2 separate regions of the Homo sapiens genome follow, and region 2 is linked to region 1. A link is an interaction called in ENCODE POLR2A ChIA-PET data of the cell type or tissue named here. Cell type or tissue: PC-9. All regions are shown on one strand. Links, peaks and the distances in the headings refer to the core of each region. The heading gives the core; the rest is flanking DNA.

Region 1 (11,106 bases), core at 1,376-9,375:
GGCTGAGGTGGGTGGATCACCTGAGGTCAGGAGTTCGAGACCAGCCTGGCCAACATGGTAAAACCCCGTCTGTACTACAAGTACAAAAATTAGTTGGGCATGGTGGCGTGCACCTGTAATCCCACCTACTTGGGAGGCTGAGGCAGAAGAATCGCTTGAGCCCGGGAGGTGCAGTGAGCCGACATTGTACTGCTGCACTCCAGCCTGCCTGGGTGACAGAGCGAGACTCCATTGCAAAAATAATAATAATAAGGAATGGCAGGCAGTGCTAACAAATACAGTAATATTGTGGTATTGTGGGTAATGAAAAAATACAATAGCACAATGAGTCATGTTAAAAATACTGTAGTATCAGAGGTAATGATGAATATAGTATGGTATAGAATGGAATATTTTTACATGCTACAATAGGATTAATTTTTGAAATACTATAGCATAGCATGGTGGGTAATAAAAATACCCGCCATGGTGGGGAACGTTAAAAATACGCTAGTATGATGGATTATAATAAAAATACTGTAGGCCAGGCGCGGAGGCTCTCTCCTGTAATCTCGGCACTTACGGCGGCTAAGGAGGGAAGATTATTTGAGGCCAGGAGTTCAAGACCATCCTGGGCAACATAGCAAGATCCAGTCTCTACAAAAAAAAAAAAAATTGCCGGGCGTAGTGGCTCACACCTGTAGTCCCAGCTACGTGGGAGGCTCAAGCAGAAGGATCGCTGGATTTCGGGAGTTCGAGGCTGCAGTGGGCTATGATCACGCCACAGTATCCCAGCCTGGGCAACAGAGCAAGACTTGGTCTCTTTAACAAAAAACAAAAAACTGTTGTGTTTGGCAATATTATGATAGTAAAATATATTGTGTAATATAAAATATCCTATAGTGGGTAATATAAAATACTATAATATAGTGGGTAATGTTTAAAAGGCAATACTACATATGGTGGGTAAAAAACACTAGAACTGGGTGGATAGTGCAGAAAACACAAACTCTGCAGGGCCAACATAAGGAACTGCATATGATGGTAAATGCTGGTAATAGCACAGGCTGTGGGATGTAGTGTCATACAGTGGGCAATCCTAAAAAAGAGAGGCTCAGGCCAGGCGCAGTGGCTCACACCTGTAATCCCAGCACCTTGGGAGGCCAAGGCAGGTGGATCATTACCTAAGGTCAGGAGTTCGAGACCAGCCTGGCCAATGTGGGGAAACTCCATATCTACTAAAAATACAAAAATTAGCTGGGCTTGGTGGCACATGCCTGTAATCCCAGCTACTCGGGAGGCTGAAGCAGGAGAATCACTTGAACCTGGGAGGCAGAGGTTGCAGTGGGCCGAGATCACGCCATTGCACTCCAGCCTGGGCAATAATAGCAAAACTCCGTCTCAAAAAATAAAAATCTAAATTTAAAAAAAAAAAAAAAGAGGCTCTATTGGGTCACGGCGTACAGAGGACACAACACCCTGGCCAACTGCCAAACAACAAGATGGAAAGAACCTGGGTGGCTGAACAGTGCCCTGGAGCCTCCCACCCTCTCCCCATCTCACCTCTGCAGATTTGCAAGAGCAATAACACAGGTTTTGTAAAGTCCCAGTACCGCAGGCATCTTTGTCACAGCAACTCCGCAGGCGGGGCTCCATCATCCATGTCTGCGGGTGACCCCCACCCCCCAGCATCGTGACAAACACCAGAGTGGCTCAGACATGCCTGCTGAATTGCATTCTGCTACACCAATTTGACAATAAACGTAAAAATGCTAATTATAAAAAGAAACCCACAGGCTCTGGCTGATCACAGAGTACAGTGAATCATGCCAAGAACAGAAACACAGTCACCCAAGCTCCTCTGGATTCAAGTCCAGCTCCCAATCACATGACCTTGGCCACATAACCTTCCCTCCCTGAGCCTTGGTTTTCTCATCCGTAAAATGGGGATAGGAAGAGCCCCTACCCCAGAGGGTGGGGAGAGGATTCACTAAGGGACTCCGTGTAAGGCACTGAGGCCGGCACCCATCTCACAGAAAAGATGGGCAGTGCGTGTTGCCCATGAGGATGTGTGTGCCGTGGCCCTGAGAGACCTTTCTGCCACGGCTTGTAGCTGCTTCAAGGCCTGGGCTGTTTCCCCAACTCTAAGCCAGTGGCCACAGGGCGCTGGACAATTGCAATTGATGCTGAGCAGAAGATGGATCAGAGAAGGGGCGGACCTCCCTCAGAAAAGGGGTCCAGGGTGGCTGAGGCAAAATGATGAGACGTTCAAAAGCGCTGTAGGCCCTTGCTGCTCAGAGGGTGGGCCCCGCACCTGTGGCCCTTCACTGCCTCACCTGAGAGCTTTAGAAAGGACCCCTAGGCCCGCCCCAGAGGTGTTGAGTGAGACTGCAGGCCAGCGCGGCTCCCCCGGGGCAGGAGTGCAGAGGGGTGTGCGGAACTCTGCTCTAGGTGGCACGCTCTCTTGCCTCATCACCACAGAGGGCAGCAGGGCTGAGCTACTCGAACAGTAAGAACCGCCACCCTCGCCACCACCTGCAAGGCTCTGCTGGAAGCCAGGCGTGTGCCTGCAGCTGCTCAATCCTCATGAACCCCATGATGGAAGAATGGCTCAAACCACACCCCGAGAAACACATCGGATTATTATCCCGGGCAAGCCCAGGACAACCCTTTGGCTCAGAGACAGAAGGCACCTGCCAGAGGTCATACAGCACAGGTGACAGAGCTGGGTTCTGTACCCGGAGCGTCTGTGGGGGACAGGCATGCTTTGACCTCTCCGTGGGCTGGAGAGAAACAGAGGCCAGAGCTGGAGTGGGCAGGAGGGGCTGCTCCCCTCCCCCTCAGCCCGCTGCTGTGGGCGGTTGGCTGGCCAGGCACAGAGCCAGCCTGTCCTGTCCACTGCCTGCCATCTGTCCCTCCATCTGGCTCTCCGGTGGGTGACGGTAAAGGGGCAGGCAGCACCCGACTCACCTTTGTCCACTACCTCAATGTGGATCTTCTTGACGACGCTGGTGTTGTGCTCGTAGTTTTCGAAGAAGAGCAGGCGGTAGACGTGGCACTCGTAGTCGCCCGAGTGGTTGTAGGTGACATTGGTGATGAAGATAGACAGATCCTGCAGGTCTTTGGTGCCCCGGCTGCCATTCCACACCACGCGGCCCTCGAAGCGCTCATCCTCCTCCAGCTGCAACACCTCATTCTCATAGCGCAGGATCTAGGGGTAGCCAGGGAGGGGAAGGTGTCACTGCCTGGGCCTCTCTTCCCTTACCTGACCCTGATTCTGTCCCCTGCCCTGACACCCACAAACACAGATGGCACACAGATGGGCTCAGACACCTTGACCTCAGGCAGGGAGGGCACAGGGGTGGGGGGCTAGGATCACGCCTGGAGTCAACCAGACCCCGCTTTTGCCTCTAGCCAAGATGCACACGAGCACACACACGTTCCTCAGTCATCCTCCCAAGCCCCATCTGGCCTCTAGGCTATCATTCTCTGCCGTTCTTTCCCAGCCACCAGACACACTCCTCCAGCAGAGACAGGGCAGCCTGATTCCAGCAGCTGGAGACCCCAACTCTCCAGCACGTCACAGAATTTTATGGTTCCCTCACCGATATATAATGCAAAATACACACATAGTTTAAAGGAGGTTAAAAAAAACAGTTCTGTCTTCCCTCCGTAATGACTATCAGAGACATTGTTTGCTGGTGCCAAATAAGTCCACTGACATTTATTTCATGCCAACCGTGTGCCAGGTGCGTCAATGCATTCAGTCCTCACACAAACCTATGGGCTAGAGACCACCGCCACCCCGTCTTTACCGAGGAGGAAACTGACTTTCAGAGAGGCTCACTGACTTGGCCAAGGTCACCAGCTGGCCACTGGTGGAGCCAGAATCTGAATCCAGGTCAGCAATCACAGCATATTATTAAACAAATAAGCCCCCTCCCTGAGATCCAGCCCCACCGCCTCCCACTCGTGGACCCCTGCCCTCCCATGCCCGTTCCCGGCACCCGCACACCTTGACAAACTCCTCAGTGCCCTTCTGGCGGAAGGTCCACTCGGTGAAGGTCTCAGCGTTGGTCTCGCTGCGGCGCTTGCAGGAGATGCAAAGAATTTTGAAGGTCATCCCATACACGGCCTCGGTCTCCGAGTCCACCTCCACGCAGCCCCCGCAGGCTGAGGACACTGTGGGGACAGCAGGCTCAGGTCAGGCAGAGGCACCCATTGCCCTAAGCAATGCCAGACCCCTCACAAACCATCTGTTCCCCCCTCAATGATTACCAGCAGACAGGACTGGATGCTAGGCTGAGCCCTGTCACTCACTGCGTGACCTCAGCAAGTCATTCATCCCTGAGTCTCAGTTTCCCTCTCTCTTGTTGAAAGAAATGGTCCTTTGCTTCCAGCAATGGCTGGGCCCATTTTCATACATTAGGTAGGGCCTTGTACATGGGAGGCCCCATAAGTGGGACTGTCAACGTTGCCGGTAACTCAGACTTTATGCTACCCGAGTGCCCCTTCCTCAGAAAGTCCCTTGCTGGAGGAACCCAAGCATCTAGGTGGTAGAATGAGAATTCCAGCTAAGTTAGAAGTTTAAGGTGGCAGTCATTTTCACCATTAAATTGTAAAACCAGCTAGCTCCAGGAGAAATGGGTTGGGAGAAAAGGTCTGGGGGTGGGGGATTGTGGGGAGGTGGGCACTGAAACCGGGGCTGACCCACACTCAGCCCCTCTCCACAGCCCACAAGCCCCTGTGTGAGCCATCCCCTCCCCGGCCTCTCCTGCCTCCATCATCCCCTCTTCCCCAGGCTCCTCGCCTCTAGAGCTCTTCCCACCCCAACCCCATCCACTACTCAAAGCTTTCCTGAGCTCTCTCCTGCCCCAGGGCTTTTGCAGCCCACTGAATTCCAGTCTTAGAATTCCTTCACACTCTTACCTGGCACCTCCTTTCTGCCTCCCAGCACTCTGTAGCTAACGCTGTGTCTCTTCTGCTGCAGCCCTGTGCTGTCCTTGTTTCCTGATCCTCAGGACTTCTCATCCATCCGCCTCCCCTGCGGTCCCTTTCAGACTCCCTGAGGGCCTCTGTCTCAGTCCCTCCTATCTTTGTCCCTCTCAGGGGTCTCTCTGAAGGTCCCTCCACTTTTTGTCCACTCTCTGGGCTCAGAAGGAGACCTCTCCTAATCTCTTTCCACCTTTCTACGTCTATCCCTTTTCAAACTCCATGCAAGATTCTCTCCCGGTGTTCACGGGCACCCGCATCTCCCTCTCTCTTCTCTCCATCTCCTTCTGCCTTTCTCAAGTTTCCCTTTCTCCATCGCGCTCAGTCTCTTAACTCTCTCTCTCTCTCTCTCTCTCCAATACCCCTCTCTCTGTCTCCGTCTCCCCCTTGACCCCCATGTCCCCAGCATCCCAGCGGACCACTCCGGTGCGCTCCGAGTCCTTCTCTGTCTCTCGCCCCCTTCCTCCCGTCTTCATCTCTCCCTGTCCCTCCGTCTTTCCCGTCCCAGTCTCCGGGCGCCGCCTTCCCCCCACCCCCCTCCCGCGGCTGTGGGTGTCACATTGCAGCCTGCGGGGCTCCGGGAGCAGCTGACTCCGCGTTTCCTCGCCCCCGGCTGGGCGCCTGCAGCCGCCAGGCTGTGCCAGCCCGGCCCCCACCCGCTGGAGCCCACCCTCACCTCCACTGCCCTCCCCAAGCCCGGCTCCCGCGCGCACAACTTCTGAAGCTGACTTGGCGGGGCCCGGGGATGGGCCGGGGGTGGCCCTCGCGCGGCTGCCCCGTGTCCCGAGCGCCACTCCCGCCGCCCCGCCAGTGCCCCCGCGGTGCCCCCCGGCCGCGCGCGCCCCCCGCGCACTCACCCAGTGCCGCGCCGACCACTAAGGCCAGCAGCCTCCCCATGGCTGCGCGGCGCGTGCTGCGCCCCCCTCCCGGGCCGCCGGTATTAATAGCGGGGCGAGAGGCGGCGGGACCTGGCGGCGGTTAGAATGTCCCCGGGAGCGCGCGGGCGCAGCAGCTGCGGCTCTGGGACCGGCGAGGGGGGAGGAGGGGGGGCGCGGCCCCCCCGCTCCGGTTACCGCCGGGGGCCCAGCCCCGGGGCCCGGCGTCCGGGCATCCCCGCCGCGCGGGCGGCGGCCGCTGCTCGGGCTGCTGCGCTGGCGCGCGCAGCCGGGCACATCCGCTAGGTGCACCGACCCCGGTCCCGCTCCGGCTCGGGCGCGCTCGGGCGCGGACCGCGGTCTCCTGCGCACTGCAGCGGCGGCGGCGGCGGCGGCGGCGGCGGCCTAGGGAGGGACGAGGGAGGAGAGGGAGGGGGCGGGATGAATCACCGCGGGGGGAAGGCGCGGCCGCCCAGCCTTTGCCGCAGCGGCCCGGGAGGCGCCCGCTGCACCGGCCTCTCCGGGTGGCGCAGGGACCGCGACTTCTGGGAACGGGGAGGGTGGTCTGTGTGTCTCCGACCCCGCTGGGGCTCTGAGGACCACCCCCCCCCCCCCACCTTCCCAGGGAGTCTGGAAAGGTCACCCCCAGAGTCACAGGAGGACTTAGAGCGCAGTTTGGGGGCCGGGTTTCCGACTTCAAATGATGGAGGTCATCCTCAGGAGTTCCAGAGGGCGAACCTCCAAGTTATCTCCCCTGAGCCCTGATATCCAGGCCTGGGGGTCAATGTGCAGGGACCCCAAGTAGGCATTAGAGGAGGGTGGGGGGCCGTCAGGCTAGGACTACAGCTACAATCCGGACCTCACCCAAGCAGGCGGGGCACCCTGGAGAGAAGCAGCCCCGGGAATCTGGAGGTGCTGTTTCAGGAGGAGGACCCCTTCGTGATCCCCTGCACCCATTTATGTCCCTGATGTCACCTTCTACCCCTCTTTCCTCCCACTCCACTCTGGCTGTTCAGGCCCTCCTGCTGTTCCCAACACAGGGAACCCGTTCCTGCCTCAGGGCCTTGGCCCCAGCTCTCCCCTCTGCCCCGGCTCTCCCCCCCTGCCCCGCCCCTCTCCGTGGGCCTCCATGGCTCCAATGTCACCTTCGTCAGGTCTTCTGTGTCCCTTCAGGGTAAACTGCCTTCCCCGCTCCTAACCTGACCTCCTTTACTCTTTACCTCTTGTTGAGTGTTTTCCACAGCAGCCTCACTACCTGACATTATGTTCTTTTTTTTTTTTTTTTTTTTTTTTTTTTTTTGAGATAGGGTCTGGCTCTGTTGCCCAGGCTGGAGTGCAGTGGCTGATCTCGTCTCACTGCAACCTCCGCCTCCCGGGTTCAAGCGATTATCCTGCCGCAACCTCCCAAGTAGCTGGGAGTACAGGTGTGCACCATCATGCCTGGCTAATTTTTTTATTTTTTAGTAGAGACAGGGTTTCACCATGTTGACCATGCTGGGATTACAGATGTGAGCCGCCCCCCGCTATCCCAGCACTTTGGGAGGCCAAGGGGGGCAGATCACCTGAGGACAGGAGTTCGAGACCAGCCTGACGAGCATGGTGAAACCCCGTCTCTACTAACAATACAAAAAAAATTAGCTGGGAGTGGTGGTGGGCACCTGTAATCCCAGTTACTTGGGAGGCTGAGGAAGAATCGCTTGAACCCGGGAGGCAGAGGTTGCAGTGAGCCAAGATCGCATCACTGCACTCCAGCCTGGGCAACAAGAGCGAAACTCCGTCTCAAAAAAAAAGGCCGGGCGCAGTGGCTCACGCTTGTAATTCCAGCATTCTGGGAGGCCGAGGTGGGCGGATCACGAGGTCAAGAGATCGAGACCATCCTGGCCAACATGGTGAAACCCCATCTCTACTAAAAATACAAAAATTAGCTGGGCGTGGGGGCACATGCCTGTAGTCCCAGCTACTCAGGAGGCTGAGGCAGGAGAATCGCTTGAACCCGGGAGGCAGAGGTGGCAATGAGCCGAGATCACACCACTGCACTCCAGCCTGGTGACAGAGTGAGACTCCATGTAAAAAAAAAAAAAAAAAAAAAAAAAAAAAATCTCCCAGGTGAGGATATTGTCTTGTGTCTCTTGCACCTTGAACTGTTCCTGGCACATTGTAGGTACTCAATCAATATTTGTCAAACAAATAAATGAATGCCAATGTTCACTAAGTCCTTGGGATTTGCAGAACCCACTTCTACTGCCCCAAACCTTCAGCAAGTTCTATTATCCCCATTTTACAGATGAAGAAACTGAGGCTGGGAGAGGGCCGTGCCCCTGCCCAGAGTCATGTAGCTGGCCTAGGATGGATGTGGAATCCTGCCCCAGCAGTGGTGAGTGGCCTGTCCTACCAGTAGGTTCTGCCAAATTGAGAGAATGGAGATGGGAGTTCTGGGCTGTCAGGACCAGGGTGGGAGTGAGACTCTCGGCTGAAGGGTCACTACCCAGATCCTAGCCTCCAATTCCGGGTGGGGTAAGGTCTCAGAATCCCCCTGGCCCAGCCCTGCCAGGCAAGAGGAGCCAGGGTGTGGGGCAGGACCATGGCAGAGGGGCAGGGAGCCAGGGACATCCGACACCTCTGTGGTCTAGACTTTTACGCCAGCACCTTCTGAGCTGTGAAATTCCCCTGCAGAGAATAACCCTCTTGCTGTTCCGGGCCCTTCCACTGGTGGGGGATGGTAGGTGAAGGCACAGTGAGGACAGGCCTCAGCACTGGACAGGAGGCACCTCACGGCCCTATAAGCTATGTTCAGTGAGCACCTACTATGTATGGGCTTGGTGCTGTTCTAAGCATTCTAAGCACTTTACTAACATTAGCTCATTTAATTTTTCCTATAGGTGGTATTATTATTACACCCATATTACAGATATAGAAGACTGAGGCTCAGCATGGGTACCTTGCCATGATCACACAACTAGAGGATAGGAGAGGCTGGCTCTGCCTCCTATGCCACTCCTGATCCACTCTCCAAACCCTCCTCCAGTCCCCTGCTCCAAGCCATCAGTTAGGATGATTCTTATAGCCGGGGGTGTGACATGCCAAAGGTGTCTCTACCCCACATACTCCCTCTGGAACCAGGACAAGGTTTGCGTGAGGTGGACCTGGGTTCTTTCTGGACCAGGGACTTTGCCTCCAAGCTCATTTCCTCATCTGTAAAACAGGAATCCAACCAACGTCAGCCTGAATGGGCTGTGGTGGGGTCCTGAGGGGGTTAGGACCTTGCATGTAAATGTGGAGACCCCAGGGGTCAGGCCTGGAGTCTGCCTCCCTGCTGGGTAGCCTCGGGCGTGTACATCTTTGTCTCCACCTCATGGAATCACTGTGAGAATAAAATGAACATCAGATCTTGGCACAGAGCTGGGTACGTACGTACTTGGTACTCACTACGCGAGTTACTTTTTTCCCTCTATTTTTATGCAATAAGTGTAACATTTATTGAATACTTACTCCATTCCATCTGTGCCGGGCCCTGTTATAAGTAGCCACATTTATGAACTCCTTGAACCTATAATAGTGGTTCTCAAAGTGTGGTCTGGGGCTGGGCGTGGTGGCTCACGCCTGAAATCTCAACACTTTGGGAAGCTGAGGCGGGAGGATCGCTTGAGGCCAGGAGTTCAAGACTGGCCTGGGCAACACAGTGAGATCCCATCTCCAAAAAGAAATAAAAAATTAGCCGGGCGTGGTGGCTTACACCTGTAGTCCAAGCTACTCAGAAGGCTGAGGTGGGAGGATGGCTTGAGCACAGGAGGTCGAAGCTGCTGTGAGCCATGTTTGTGCCACTGCACTCCAGCCTGGGCGACAGAGACCCTAACTTAAAACAAACAAACAAAAAACCAAAGTGTCGTCTGGGATGGCACCATGAGCAACTCCTGGGAACTCGTTATAAAGGCAGAATCCCAGCCCTGCCCCAGACCTACTGAACCAGAAATTTGGAGGGAGGGGCCCACAGTCTGTTTTTCATCAAGCTCTCCAGGAGATTCGAATGCAGCTCAAGTTTGAGAACCACTGCCTTCTAACAACCCTGAGAGACAGCTACTGCCATTCTACCCATTGCACAGGAAAGCTCACTGGAGCTCCAGGGGGCTGACCTGCTGCATTTACACCACTGCTAGGAAGCAGGATTTGAACTCCAGCTACCACGGTCTGTCCCCGGAGTTCCTGCGTTGACCTCAGATGATGTAAAGCTTGTGTAAGATGCTGCGGGAATTCCAGATCGTTTCAGTGACTATGGCCCCAGAACACAGACAGAGGTCCCCTCCCCACCATGGCAGGATCTGAGTGCAACAGGAGGCTCCCACCCACTCCCAGGGCCCCACAGGCACAGCCACAGCCACTTCTGACCCTTTATTGGGGCACTGTCGGCCCCAAATAAATATAATACATTAAACCCAGAGCTGAGGGAATCGTGCACCCCAGGAGGCGCCCCCCACAACCTCAGCCGGGCAAAATAAGTTAGTGGGGGGCCTGCCAGAGGCCGGGCCAGCTCCCTGGTCTAAAGTGCATCTCGGTTCCGTGGTCCCCACGTCTGCACAGCCCCTGGTTGGGCCGTCGGGAGGGGCGGGTGGGAGATGCCTGGCGCTCACACCGTGCCAGCAGTGGCCGCCGAGGCTCTGTGTGTCCATCTGTCCATGTGGGGGAACAGCTGCGTGGCCGGGGTCCTCAGGAAAAGCTGTCATCGGGCCGGGGCTGGGTGTCAAAGGGAGGGTCTGAGACTGTGATGCCTTGGTGCAGCTTCTCCAGCGAGAACTTCATCTGCGGGGAGGAGGTGAGCAGGGTCGGGGGTGAACGCTGGAGGCTGGGGGGTGATGTCGCCCACCCCCACCTTGCCATTGAGAAACTGAGGACGGTCTAGAGGCCATACTGCCCCACCCCAGGGTCCCTTGGTGAAAAGAGCACAGCCATGCTGCACCCAGTTTAACTTCTCAGAGGCAGCAGAGGAAGGGGCTTAGTGTGTGCCTGTGACCCCGATGGCCTAGGTTCAAATCCTGGCTCTGCTGCTTGTTACCTCAGTTAACCTCAGGCAAGTCCCGTAACCACCCTGAGCCAAAATCCCCTCATTTGAAATACGGGTCTATAACACATCTGCTCCACAGGATTATTTCAGGGTTCTGAAGAGCACTGAGAACCTGGTGTACACTAAGTGCTCAGCACATGTTAGCTGTCACCATTACCCACTCTGTGACCTCGGGCAAGCTCCTGAGCTCCTCGAACCTCTGGA
Region 2 (11,106 bases), core at 1,846-9,845, 290 kb before region 1:
GGAAATGAAGAGTGACTGCTAATGGATGTGAGATTATTTTGGGGTGATGAAATGTTCTAAAACTGGTTGTGGTGATGGTTGCATAATTCAGTGAATAGACCCAAAACCATTCAATTGGACATTTTACATGGGTGTGTTTTATGGTATGTGAATTATATCTCAGCAAAGCTGTTATATATGTAGTATATATGTAATATATAACAGCTTTACATACAGCTTTAACACACATATGTGTGCATATATGTGTGTGTATGTATATTGTGTGTGTGTGTGTACATATATATATATATAAAATAAAAATCAGGCTGGGCACGATGGCTCACACCTGTAATCCCAGCACTTTGGGAAGCAAAGTGGATCACCTGAGGTCAGGAGTTCAAGACCAGCCTGGCCAACATGGCAAAACCCCATCTCTACTAAAAATACAAAAATTAGCAGGCATGGTGGTGTGCGCCTATAATCCCAGCTGCTCAGGAAGCTGAGGCAGGAGAGTCACCTGAGCCCAGGAGGCGGAGGTTGCAGTGAGCTGAGATCCCACCACTGCACTCCAGCCTGGGCGACAGAGTGAGACTCTGTCTCTAAATAAATAAATAAATAAATAAATAAATAAATAAATAAATAAAAAACAGTCCAGTTAGAAAATAGGCAAAAGACATGATGACACCTTTCCCTGAAGAAGGTATATAGAAGGCAAATAAGCACATGAAAAGATGTCTCACATCACCAGCCATTAGTGAAATGCAAATTGAAACCCATGACAAGATACCGCTTTAGAACAGCTAAAATTAAATAACCAATAATGACAACACCAAACACTGGTGAGGATGCTGTGAACTTGAAACATTCACACACGACTGGTGGGGATGCAAAGTGGTCCAGCTACTCTGGAAAACAGTTTGCCGGTTTCCTGAAAAACTAAACAAAATATACCTACCAGATGACCCAGCAATTGCACTCCTGGGCATTTTATCCCTAAGAAATGAAAACGTATGTCCACATAAAAACCTGCACACAATTATTCACAGCAGCTTTGTTTGTAATAGCCAAAAACTGGAAACAGGCCAGGCACGGTGGCTCACGCCTGTAATCCCAGCACTTTGGGAGGCCGAGGTGGGCGATCACCTGAGGTCAGGAGTAATCTCAGCATTTTGCGAGGCCAAGGAGGGCAATCACCTGAGGTCAGGAGTTCGAGACCAGCCTGGCCAACATTGTGAAATCCTGTCTCTATTAAAAATACAAAATGAGCTGGTCGTGGCGGTACATGCTGGTAATCCCAGTGTAAATAGTAAAGTAGAAGTTCCTTTTCAAAGAGACTGTCCTCCCCATCTAATTAAGAATAAATAGTAACTTCTCTTAGAAGCAAAATTTATTCAAAGACCTGTGCTAACATTCTTAAATATCTACTAGCCATAATAAAAAAATCAATGTACTTTATGTTCTTAGATCCTACAATTTAGCCTAAAGATTTGCCCTAGCATGCTTATACTAGTCCAAGAAAGCATTAAGTCAAAGCCTGTTCCTCTTCCTTATTTAGAAATGTTTTTACTTTTCTCAGTATTCCACGTTACTTTCTCCTTCCTTTGTTCTCCTCTGCCTTTGCCTCTTTTAAAAAGTTCTAAGTTGCTAGCCAATCCAGACAAATACAGAATGTGAGGTCCCGTTTCAGCCAATAGAAACCAGACACAGCAATAAAGTAGATGCATCAAGTTATAAATGACCCTGTCTCCTTTGTTCAGTGTACTTTTGTAGCAAAACTGCTAGCGAGTATACCCTTTCTGCAGAAAGTAAAACTAGCCTTGCTGAAGAAATTAAATTTACATTAAAGTGCTATTTCTTTACAGCACCAAAAATCAAGCATTTCTAACACAAGCTACTCGGGAGGCTGAGGCAGGAGAATTGCTTGAACCTGGGAGGCAGAGGTTGCGGTAAGCCGAGATCACGCCATTGCACTCCAGCCTGGGCAACAAGAGCAAGATTCCATCTCAAGAAAAAAAAAAGCAAAACCAAAAACTGGAAACAACCAATACGTCCTTCACTAGGTGAGTGGCTTAACAGATTACGGTACATCCATGCCATGGAGTACTATGCAGCAATAAAAAGGAGTGAGATATGAAGAGGATACAGGCAACAACTTGGACGATTCTGAAGAGTGGTACAGAGAGTGAAAAAAGCCAGTCTCCAAGGATCACATGTGTTACAACATTCTTTTTGTTTGTTTGTTTTTTGAGACGGAGTTTTGCCCTTGTCCCCCAGGTTGGAGTGCAGTGGCTCGATCTCGGCTCACTGCAACCTCTGCCTCTAGGATTTAAGTGATTCTTCTACCTAAGCCTCCCGAGTAGCTGGGATTAAGGTGCCTAACACCATGCCTGGCTAATTTTTGTATTTTAGTAGAGATGGGGTTTCACCATGTTGGTCAGGCTGGTCTCAAATTCCTGACCTCAAGTGATCCACCTGCCTTAGCCTCCCAAAGTGCTGGGATGACAGGTGTGAGCCACCACGCCCAGGCATAACATTCTTGAAATGACAAAATGATAGAGGTGGAGAAGATGAAAAGTTGCCAGGGGTTAGGGATGGTAGGGGAAAGTGTCTGACTATGAAGGGAGTAGCACAAGGGAGGTCTTTGTAGTAACAGAATAATTCTGTATCTGGACTGCAGTTGTTGTTATATACATCCAGATGTGATAAAATGACATAGAACTGTACACACACATTATACCAATGTCAAATTCCTGGTTTTGATATTGTCCTGAATGACTTAAGAAGTAACCATCAGGGGATGCTGGGTGAAGAGTACACCAGACTTCTCTATTCTATCTTTGCAACTTCTGTGAATCTATACTTATTAAAAAAAAAAAAATTTAAGACAGTCTCGCTCTGTCACCCAGGAAGGAGTGAAGTGGTGTGATCATAGCTCACTGCAGCCTTGAACTTGAGGTGGGCTCAAGTAATCCTCAGCCACCTGAGTAACTAGAACTACAGGTACCAGCCACCATACCCCGTTAATTTATTTTTTATTTTTTATTGAGTCGGGGTCTCACATTTCCCATTCTGGTCTCCAACTCCTGTCCTCAAGCAATCCACTTCCTCAGCCTTCCAAGATGCTGGGATTACAGGAGCCAGTCACCGCACCTGGCCGTATATTTTTATTTTTTTAATCCCAGGAATCTCAATGGGGGACTCCAAGCCAGGTGGCCAGGTCCCAAAGGTCTCAGGGAGGGTACCCTTTGGGGCTTGAATTCCTGCTCCTCACCTAGAAGGAGTAGCTGAGGTTTCTGCAGGCCACAGCACCAGGTGTGGCTCATAGTCTTCTAACAGGAGGAGATTGGGCTTGTGGACGTGTCTTGATTTCTGGAGGCCAAGGGCTGCGTGGAGAAGGCAAGGGAGGAGGAGCAGGACTCCTGAGAACGCAGCCTCGGCGCTTTCACTCTTCCTCCCTGTTCCTTCAAACAGGTCGTTGGTCTCCTTTTTTGGTGACTTGACTGTCACCCCTTTACCAGGGAAGCAGTGAAAGCAGGCAACTAACAGAGTCCCTGTGAGCCCTGGGTGGCTACTCCCTGCCTGGCTATGTCCCCCTCACCCCCCAACCTCTGCCCAGGATGGTAAGACGGGAACAATGATAGTGCCTTCCTCACCGGGCTGGTGACAGCACACACAGGACACACTCAGCAACTCGCACATCCCATGACAAGCATGTGGTAAAAAGACCCGGGTTCCAGTCCCAGGTCTGCCACGTGTTTGTTGTGACATCACCTCAGTTTCCCTCCCAGGGTGATAATAAGATTGCTGTTATGACTTCAGGGCTATGCTGTGACAGGTCCCCAGCCCCTACAGCACTTTGCATGGTGGCTGCTATGGAACGGGCTCTCTGTAAAAGTGAGCTGTCATTATTCCAGACATTGTCACTTACGCTGCTGACCCAGCACTCCCTGCAGACATTAATTCACCCACCTCTGGCTACTCAGCCCTAGCCTGAGCTTCACAGAGAGGCCCTTTGGGACTAAACTGTCATTTCCTTCCCGCTCCCCAGGCAGATCGAGCTCTAGGGTGGGAAGGGGCCTTTGGCTCAGCTGCTGCCAGACTTCTCTGTTCTATCTTTGCAACTTCCTGTGATAATTATTTCAAAATTAAAAGATTTTTTTTTTTAATTTGCGAGGTTGAGGTTGTCACCTCCTGTTTAAGGAGCAGCCTGGAGTTGAGAGCGAGAAGAGTGGGGAAAGAAAGAGGCTCGCCTACTTCTCCTTTTTTTCTCCCCCTTTTTCTTTTCTTTCTTTTTTTTTTTTTTTTTTTTTTTTCTGAGACCAAGTCTCACTCTGTTGTCCAGGCTGGAGTGCAATGGTGCGATCTCAGCTCACTGCAGCCTCCGCCTCCCAGGTTCAAGCAATTCTCCTGCCTTAGCCTTCTGAGTAGCTGGGACTACAGGCGCGTACCACCACGCCTGGCTAATTTTTGTATTTTTAGTAGAGATGGGGTTTTGCCATGCTGGCCAGGCTGGTCTTAAACTCCTGACCTTAGATGATCTGCCCGCCTTGGCCTCCCAAAGTGCTGGGATTACAGGCATGAGCACCACATTCGATCTTTTTTTTTTTCTTTTTTAGTGACTGAGTCTTACTCTGTTGCCCAGGCTGGCATGCAGTGGTGCACTCATAGCTCACTGCAGATTCAAACTCCTGGGCTCAAGTGGTCCTCCTGCTTCAGCCTCTTGAGTAGCTGGGATGACAGGCATGCACTACTGTGCCCAGCTTATTTTTAAACATTTTTTTTTCTACATACAATGTCTGCTGTGTTGCCCAGGCTGGTCTTGAACTCCTAGAAAGCACTTCTCAGCAGTGCGGTGCATCTCTACCCCCGGCCAGTCGCAAGAGCCCAGCCCTGCATGATCACCCACCTGGGGAGGAGGCTCTGGAGTGGCCAGTGCTGGCTGGGAGCTCTTTCATCAAGGAGGATAATGGAGCTGCCTGCCCCAGGCACTGTCCCAGGGACAGGGTGGGAGGCGGGCCAGGGATGGATCAGTCATCTCCGTCAGGAGTGACTCAGGAGGTTGGCAGACCGGGAGGGACAAAGAGACCCGTGTCATGACCATGGCCTGGTGCCTGGGTGTCCTCCCTCCCACACGTGGTGGCCCAGCCCTACTGGCACGTGAGGCCATGAGACCTTCTCACCTTCCTTCCTGCCTGGCCAACCCTCATCTCAGCGTCTGCCCCCATCTCTCTGAGTCACTGTGTCATGTGTTCTGACTCTTCCTCGGCTTGGCATTTCCCAGGGAGGGGGTGCCATCTGCCTTCCCTGTCCCTGAGGGCCTCCCTGGGCCTGAACTCGGCCGGAGTAGATCACTCTTGCGTTCTCCACTGAACCTGCCCCTCCTGCTTTCTTCAACCTCTTAAGGAAGCTGCTGGAGTCACCTTTGACTCTTCAAGTGAGTCTCACCACTTCCTCCTCCAAAATGGGTCCTGACCCCACCCCTCTCCCCATCTCCACTTCCTCTCTCTTGGACAATGGCCAGGGCCTCCCAAGCCCTGTCCCTGCCTCCACTGATAGCCTGTGCTCACTGTCCACGCAGCTGCCAGTGGGCCTCTGAAGCCTCAAGCCTGCCATCACACCCCTCCGAACTCACTTCTCCAGCGGCTTCTCAACGCGCTCTTTGAAAGCCCAAGTCCTGGCTGGGCACAGTGGTTCACACTTGTAATCCCAGCACTTTGGCAGGCAGAGGCAGGCAGATAACTTGAGGTCAGCAGTTCGAGACCAGCCCGGCCAACATGGTGAAACTCCGTGTCTATTAAAAATTAGTTGGGCATGGTGGTGCGTGCCTGTAATCCCAGCTACTTGGGAGGCTGAGGCAGGAGAATCACCTGAACTCGGGAGGCGGAGGTTGTAATGAGCCGAGATCATGCCACTGCACTCTAGCCTTGGTGACAGAGCGAGACTCCATCTCAAAAAAAAAAAAAAAAAAAAAACCTAGGATTAAATTCCATTGCTGGGCGGGATGGCTCACGCCTGTATTCCCAGCACTTTGGGAGGCTGAGGCGGGTGGATCACCTGAGGTCAGAAGTTTAAGAGCAACCTGGTCAACATGGTGAAACCCCGTCTCTACTAAAAATATAAAAATTAGACAGGCGTGGTGGTACATGCTTGTAATCCCAGCTACTCAGGAGGCTGAGGCAGGAAAATTGCTTGAACCCGGGAGGCAGAGGCTGCAGTGAGCTGAGATTGTGCCACTGCACTCCAGCATGGGCAACAGAGTGAGACTCTGCCTCAAAACAAACAAACAAAGAAACAAACAAACAAGCCCCAGTCCTGCCTGTGGCCTACAAGGCCCTGTGTAATCGAGCTTCCTTGGGCAACAGAGCGATACTCTGCCTCAAAACAAACAAACAAAGAAACAAACAAACAAGCCCCAGTCCTGCCTGTGGCCTACAAGGCCCTGTGTAATCGAGCTTCCTTGGGCAACCACTCTGGCTCCATCACTCCACTCAAGCATGCTTCTTTCCTTCTTGTTCCATGAAGGTAACAAGTACATTCTCGCCAGGGGCCTTTGCACTCGATTTTGGCCTTCCCTGGACCCACATTCCCCAGGAACCCACAGAGCTCCCTCCCTTACTTCCTTCTGGTCTCAAGTCAAATGACTTCTCTTTCTGAAATGGCAGCCTGACCCAGCACAGCCTGACCTTGCACCCCTCTGCAGTTCCTTCACTGTCAGATGTGCGGTCATGTGTTTGCTTGTCTTTCTGATCGTTGTCTGTCTCTTCTGCAGAATGTCAGCTCTGGGAGGTCACAGAGTGATTCTTTTTGGGCACTGCTGTGACCCTGGGGCCCAGCATAGGCCTGGCACACAGAGGTGCTCAGTGAGCATGTGTTGAATTCTGGTGGGGTCCAGGAGCTGGGTGGGGAAAGTCTGAGAGAGTGAACTTGAGTTCAGGTCCTACTGGTTTGTTTGTTCGTTTTTTGAGACAGGGTCTCACTCTGTTGCTGAGGCTGGAGTGCAATGGTTCAATCTCGGCTCACTGCAAACTCCATTTCCTGGGCTCAAACTATCCCTCCCACCTCAGCCTCCCGAGTAGGTAGGACTACAGGCGCATGCCACCATACCTGCCTAATTTTTGTATTTTTTGTAGAGACAGGGTCTCGCTATGTTGCTGAGGCTGGTCTCAAACTCCTGGGCTGAAGCCATCCACCAGCCTCAGCCTCCCAAAGTGCTGGGATTACAGGCATGAGCCACCGCACCTGGCTCGGTCCTACACGTTCGCCATGGCTGAGTGCCGGTCCCTCCTAAGGATGGTCTTTGTGTCAAATTCCCTCATTGTTTCCCAAACTTTAGAGGTTTGCCTACAACCTTCAGGAGCCACCTGCAACATGTTTATTTAATACATTTTTAAAATCAGTTCAGTTGATTGATTTCTTTCTTATTTATTTATTTTGACTTAGCCTCATCCGAAGCTGGTGCGGCATTCTGGTTTCCTGTTGTTCCGGTGCATACTAAATGAAGCATACACAGTAGCGTCACAGTGGCTCCCAGGGCCCTCAAGCTGCACTTTGGGCAGCGTGAGTTACTCCCCGATCCCTGGTTATTGACAATGTTTTGCTCCTCTGGGTGAAGTCCTCCCAGGCCAGACCTGCTGGAGCCAGAGTCTGTCGTCAGGGGACAGGTGTGTCAGGGCAGGGCTGGTGAGCATGTATGCAGGGGATCTGGAAGAGGCTTCCCTCCCGGCTGCTGAGAGGCCCCTGTGTATCCCCAGCCCCATCCGATGCCTCTCTGGCCTTGCTTCAGCTCCTGGAATTTTGCTAAACATGTTCCCACTTGGGGCCTTCACACATGTGTGAGTTTCCTTCCATAGGGAAGCCTCCCCTGCCCCCTGTGACCTTAAGTCACACAGCGGTCCCCAACCTTTTTGGCACCAGGGATTGGTTTCATGGAAGACAATTTTTCCATGGGCCTGAGAGTGGGGAGGGAGCTGGGGATGATTCAAGCACATTACATTTATTGTGCACTTTATTTCTATTATTATTACATTGTGATATATAATGAAGTAAGTATACAACTCACCATCATGTAGAATCAGTGGGAGCCCTGAGCTTGTTTCCCTGCAACTAGACGTTCCCATCCGGGGGTGATGGGAGACAGTGACAGTTCATCAGGCACCATCTGTGAGTGTGCAACCTAGATCCTTTGCGTGCACAGTTCACGATAAGAATCGTGCTGCTATGAGAATCTAAAGCCGCTGCTGATCTGACAGGAGGCAGGACTCAGGTGGTCATGCTTGCTCGCTGGCTGCTCGCCTCCTGCTGTGCAGCCCAGTCCCTAACAGGCCACAGACCAGTATCTGGGTGTGCAGTATAGCACTGGGGACCCCTGCTGTAAAAACTCTGAGCTTCTCCTTGGAAGCCGGTGTCACAGTTGCAGTTTGATATTGTGCATGAGATTCTTTCATGTCCTTGTCCCTGCAAGACTGTGAGCTCCGTGAAGAAAGGGCATGCACCCTCCCAGCTTGGACAGGCCCCACAGAGGGTTTCCCTTCCCACAGCCCGGCCCCCCACACGTCTCCTTTCCTCCTGCATGTGGACTTCCCATCCCAGCCAAGCAGCCCCATGTCACCTCCCCTCCCGACCTGGTTTGTTTATTCCTGCCTCTAGGCCTTTATTTTGGTCTCTGTGCTGTGTCCTCTGCCTTCTTCAAAATGCAGGGAGAGACCAGGCACAGGGGCTCATGCCTGTAATCCCAGCACTTTGGGAGGGTGGGTTGGGCGCATCACCTGAGGTCAGGAGTTCGAGACCAGCCTGGCCAACAATGGTGAAACCCCGTCTCTACTAAAAATACAAAAATTAGCTGGGTGTGGTGGCACACGCCTGTAGTCCCAGCTACTTGGGAGGCTGAGGCAGAAGAAGTGCTTGAACCTGGGAAGCAGAGGTTGCAGTGAGCCAAGATCGTGCCACTGCATTCCAGACTGGATGACAGAGTGAGACTCCATCTCAAAAAATAAACAAAAAAAACAAAAAACAAAAAAAAATCAGGGAGAGCTGCCGTCTAGGAAACCCTGCCCTCACTGCCCGCAGCCCACAGCTTAACCTTACTGCTCCTCCAGCACCCGGGCTCTGTGAGCAGCTGTTGGTTCTCACCAAGATGGCCGTGTAGCACAGCGTCAGAGTGTGGCCTCCGAAGCCAGTGGTCGGGGCTCAAATCTGGGCTCCACTGCTAACAATTGGGGACCACAGAACTGATGTAACTTCTCCATGCTTCAGCTGCTTGTTCTCAAACGTGCACGTGCATCAGAATCCACCAAGGACTTCTCAAAACACAGATTCCTGGGCCCCACCTCAGGGTTTTTGATTCCTGAAGTCTAGGGTGGGGGCTGAAAATTTGCCTTTTTAGCAAGTTCCTGGGTGCTGCTGATGCTGCTGCCTAGGGACCACACTTTGAGAACCATTGTCATAGTTATTAGGGAAGGTAAATGAGGTTAATGGAGATTAATTAATGCAAACTGGGTAGAATCATAGAAAGCGTTCAACAACTGTTAGTTATCAATCCCATTTATACCAGACACTCTGGCCCTTTTTAACTTCCTGACAGGTATTATAGAAAAAGTGCATTTGATACAAAAATTAGCCGGGCGTGGTGGCGAGTGCCTGTGATCTCAGCTACTTGGGAGGCTGAGGCAGGAGAATCACTTGAACCCAGGAGGCGGAGGTTGCAGTGAGCTGAGATTGCACCACTGCACTCCAGCCTGGGTGACAGAGACAGACTCCATCAAAAAAAAGAGAGAGAGAGAGAGAGAGGGAGGAAGGGAAAAGAAAAGAAAGAGTGCATTTGAATCAGAAGCATCAACCCCATGGCCTGGACACACCGTTTCCGAGCTCTGGGACCCTGGGAAAATCACCTAACTTCTCTAAGTCTCAGTGTTCTCATCGTCACAGAGCTGTCCTAGGAGACCCTTCTCAGGACAGCCTGAGCCTCTAGAAAGGGCTCAGTATACAGCTGGTGCTTAATTAATGTTTCTGGAACTGAATGTAGTGATGTATAAAGGCTGACGCTGCAAATTGCAGCATGAATGTGAGAGATGGTGGTGAAACCAACACGGGCTGGTGAGACCTAGATCTGTGGCTCGCACTCCAAGCTGCAGGGACCAGGAGGTAATCTCAGTGCAGGAAGCCGGCCAGGTGTGGGACAATAGGGAGTGGTGGGGACTGCGGCCAGTGCACAGGACCCTCCCTTTCAGCAAGTCATGTCCACGTACAAGTGCAAGCCTGGTGCTGTCAGCTGATCTGACTGCGGCAAAAACCAGCATGAGGATTTTTATGTGAAATCATCCATAAGTCAAACCAGACCCAGCTCGCAGCTACCAGCTCAGAGTGGGAGCAACTTAGTGGCCACTGGCCCTGGGTTCAAGGCTAAAATCCCTGGGCCCTTGCCTGCATACCAGGCTCAGCCGAGGGCAAGGAGAAATTCTGTCATCGTTCTGTAGACGGTGGGATGGCAGGCTGCCCAAAGGCGGGTCAGAAAGCATCAGGATCTAGACTGGCATTTGGCTTTGGGGCATTTATTTCATGTCCCTTTTGTACAGGCCCCAGGGCCAGGTGTGGGGGCAGGAGACCAGGCAGGAAGTAGCAATAAATAACACGGACAGACAGAGCTCCCCTCCAGACAGATGAGGGTAAAGGAGGTTAGAGAGGAGCCGTAATGAGGGCGTGGGGGTGCTGGCAGGGAGGGGCAGCTGGGAAGGAGGGGGAGGTCAGGCCCCCAGGACCTCACTGTCACCTGCCTCACTCCCCTCCTGCCCCAGCCCCCGATACTTTTGGGAGGAAGGGAGCCCACAGCCAGTGGGGGCCAGCGAGGGTCCTGAGGGGGGTCAGCCACGCAGGCTGCCCCCAGCTCCTTCACTTGACCCGGATTTCAGCATACTCAGCTAGCTCCTCCGTCAGCGTGTAGCTGTCCTTGGTGGGCCGTTTCCCCAGGTCCGAGTGAGAATAGCTCAGGTCCAGCTCTGGGGGCTCACCCCGAAGGCCCAGCAGCCTCCTCTCAGATCCCAGGCGCCTCTCGCTCTAAGAGGGGAAACCGCCCATTAGCAGGGTCCTGCTCCCTGCCTTTTCCCAATGCAGAGGACAGAGCGTTTGCACCCT

Evidence for each region. ChIA-PET counts read pairs that join two places held together with the same protein. Peaks named below come from ENCODE experiments on the same cell type or tissue, not always from the same donor. Only the 100,000 strongest peaks of a DNase experiment are listed, where the experiment ranks them.
Region 2: POLR2A ChIA-PET joins it to region 1 with 10 read pairs; 4 of 35 experiments call an interaction of 5 or more read pairs at or near these places.

The regions. Positions count from the first base shown.
Region 1 is chr19:35,025,583-35,036,688 of GRCh38, reverse strand. SCN1B (sodium voltage-gated channel beta subunit 1) reads right to left here and starts at 6,219. Exons shown (of 6, transcript NM_001037.5): 1 at 5,829-6,219; 2 at 3,995-4,161; 3 at 2,950-3,190. The coding sequence starts at 5,868. GRAMD1A (GRAM domain containing 1A) reads right to left here. Exons shown (of 20, transcript NM_020895.5): 20 at 10,220-10,640. The coding sequence ends at 10,548. RefSeq lists silencers at 5,642-5,750, 6,090-6,249. In PC-9, for the core only: no CTCF peak of the experiment used is centred there; a DNase peak (open chromatin) is centred at 6,267; H3K4me3 peaks cover 1,572 bases; H3K27me3 peaks cover 2,122 bases.
Region 2 is chr19:35,313,212-35,324,317 of GRCh38, reverse strand. It overlaps MAG (myelin associated glycoprotein), which reads right to left. Exons shown (of 11, transcript NM_002361.4): 11 at 10,511-11,028. The coding sequence ends at 10,864. Among named protein-coding and RNA genes, the nearest start is that of CD22, 10 kb to the left of the region's middle. RefSeq lists a silencer at 810-869 and an enhancer at 5,094-5,273. In PC-9, for the core only: no CTCF peak of the experiment used is centred there; DNase peaks (open chromatin) are centred at 5,157, 6,007 and 6,487; H3K4me3 peaks cover 527 bases; H3K27ac peaks cover 4,767 bases.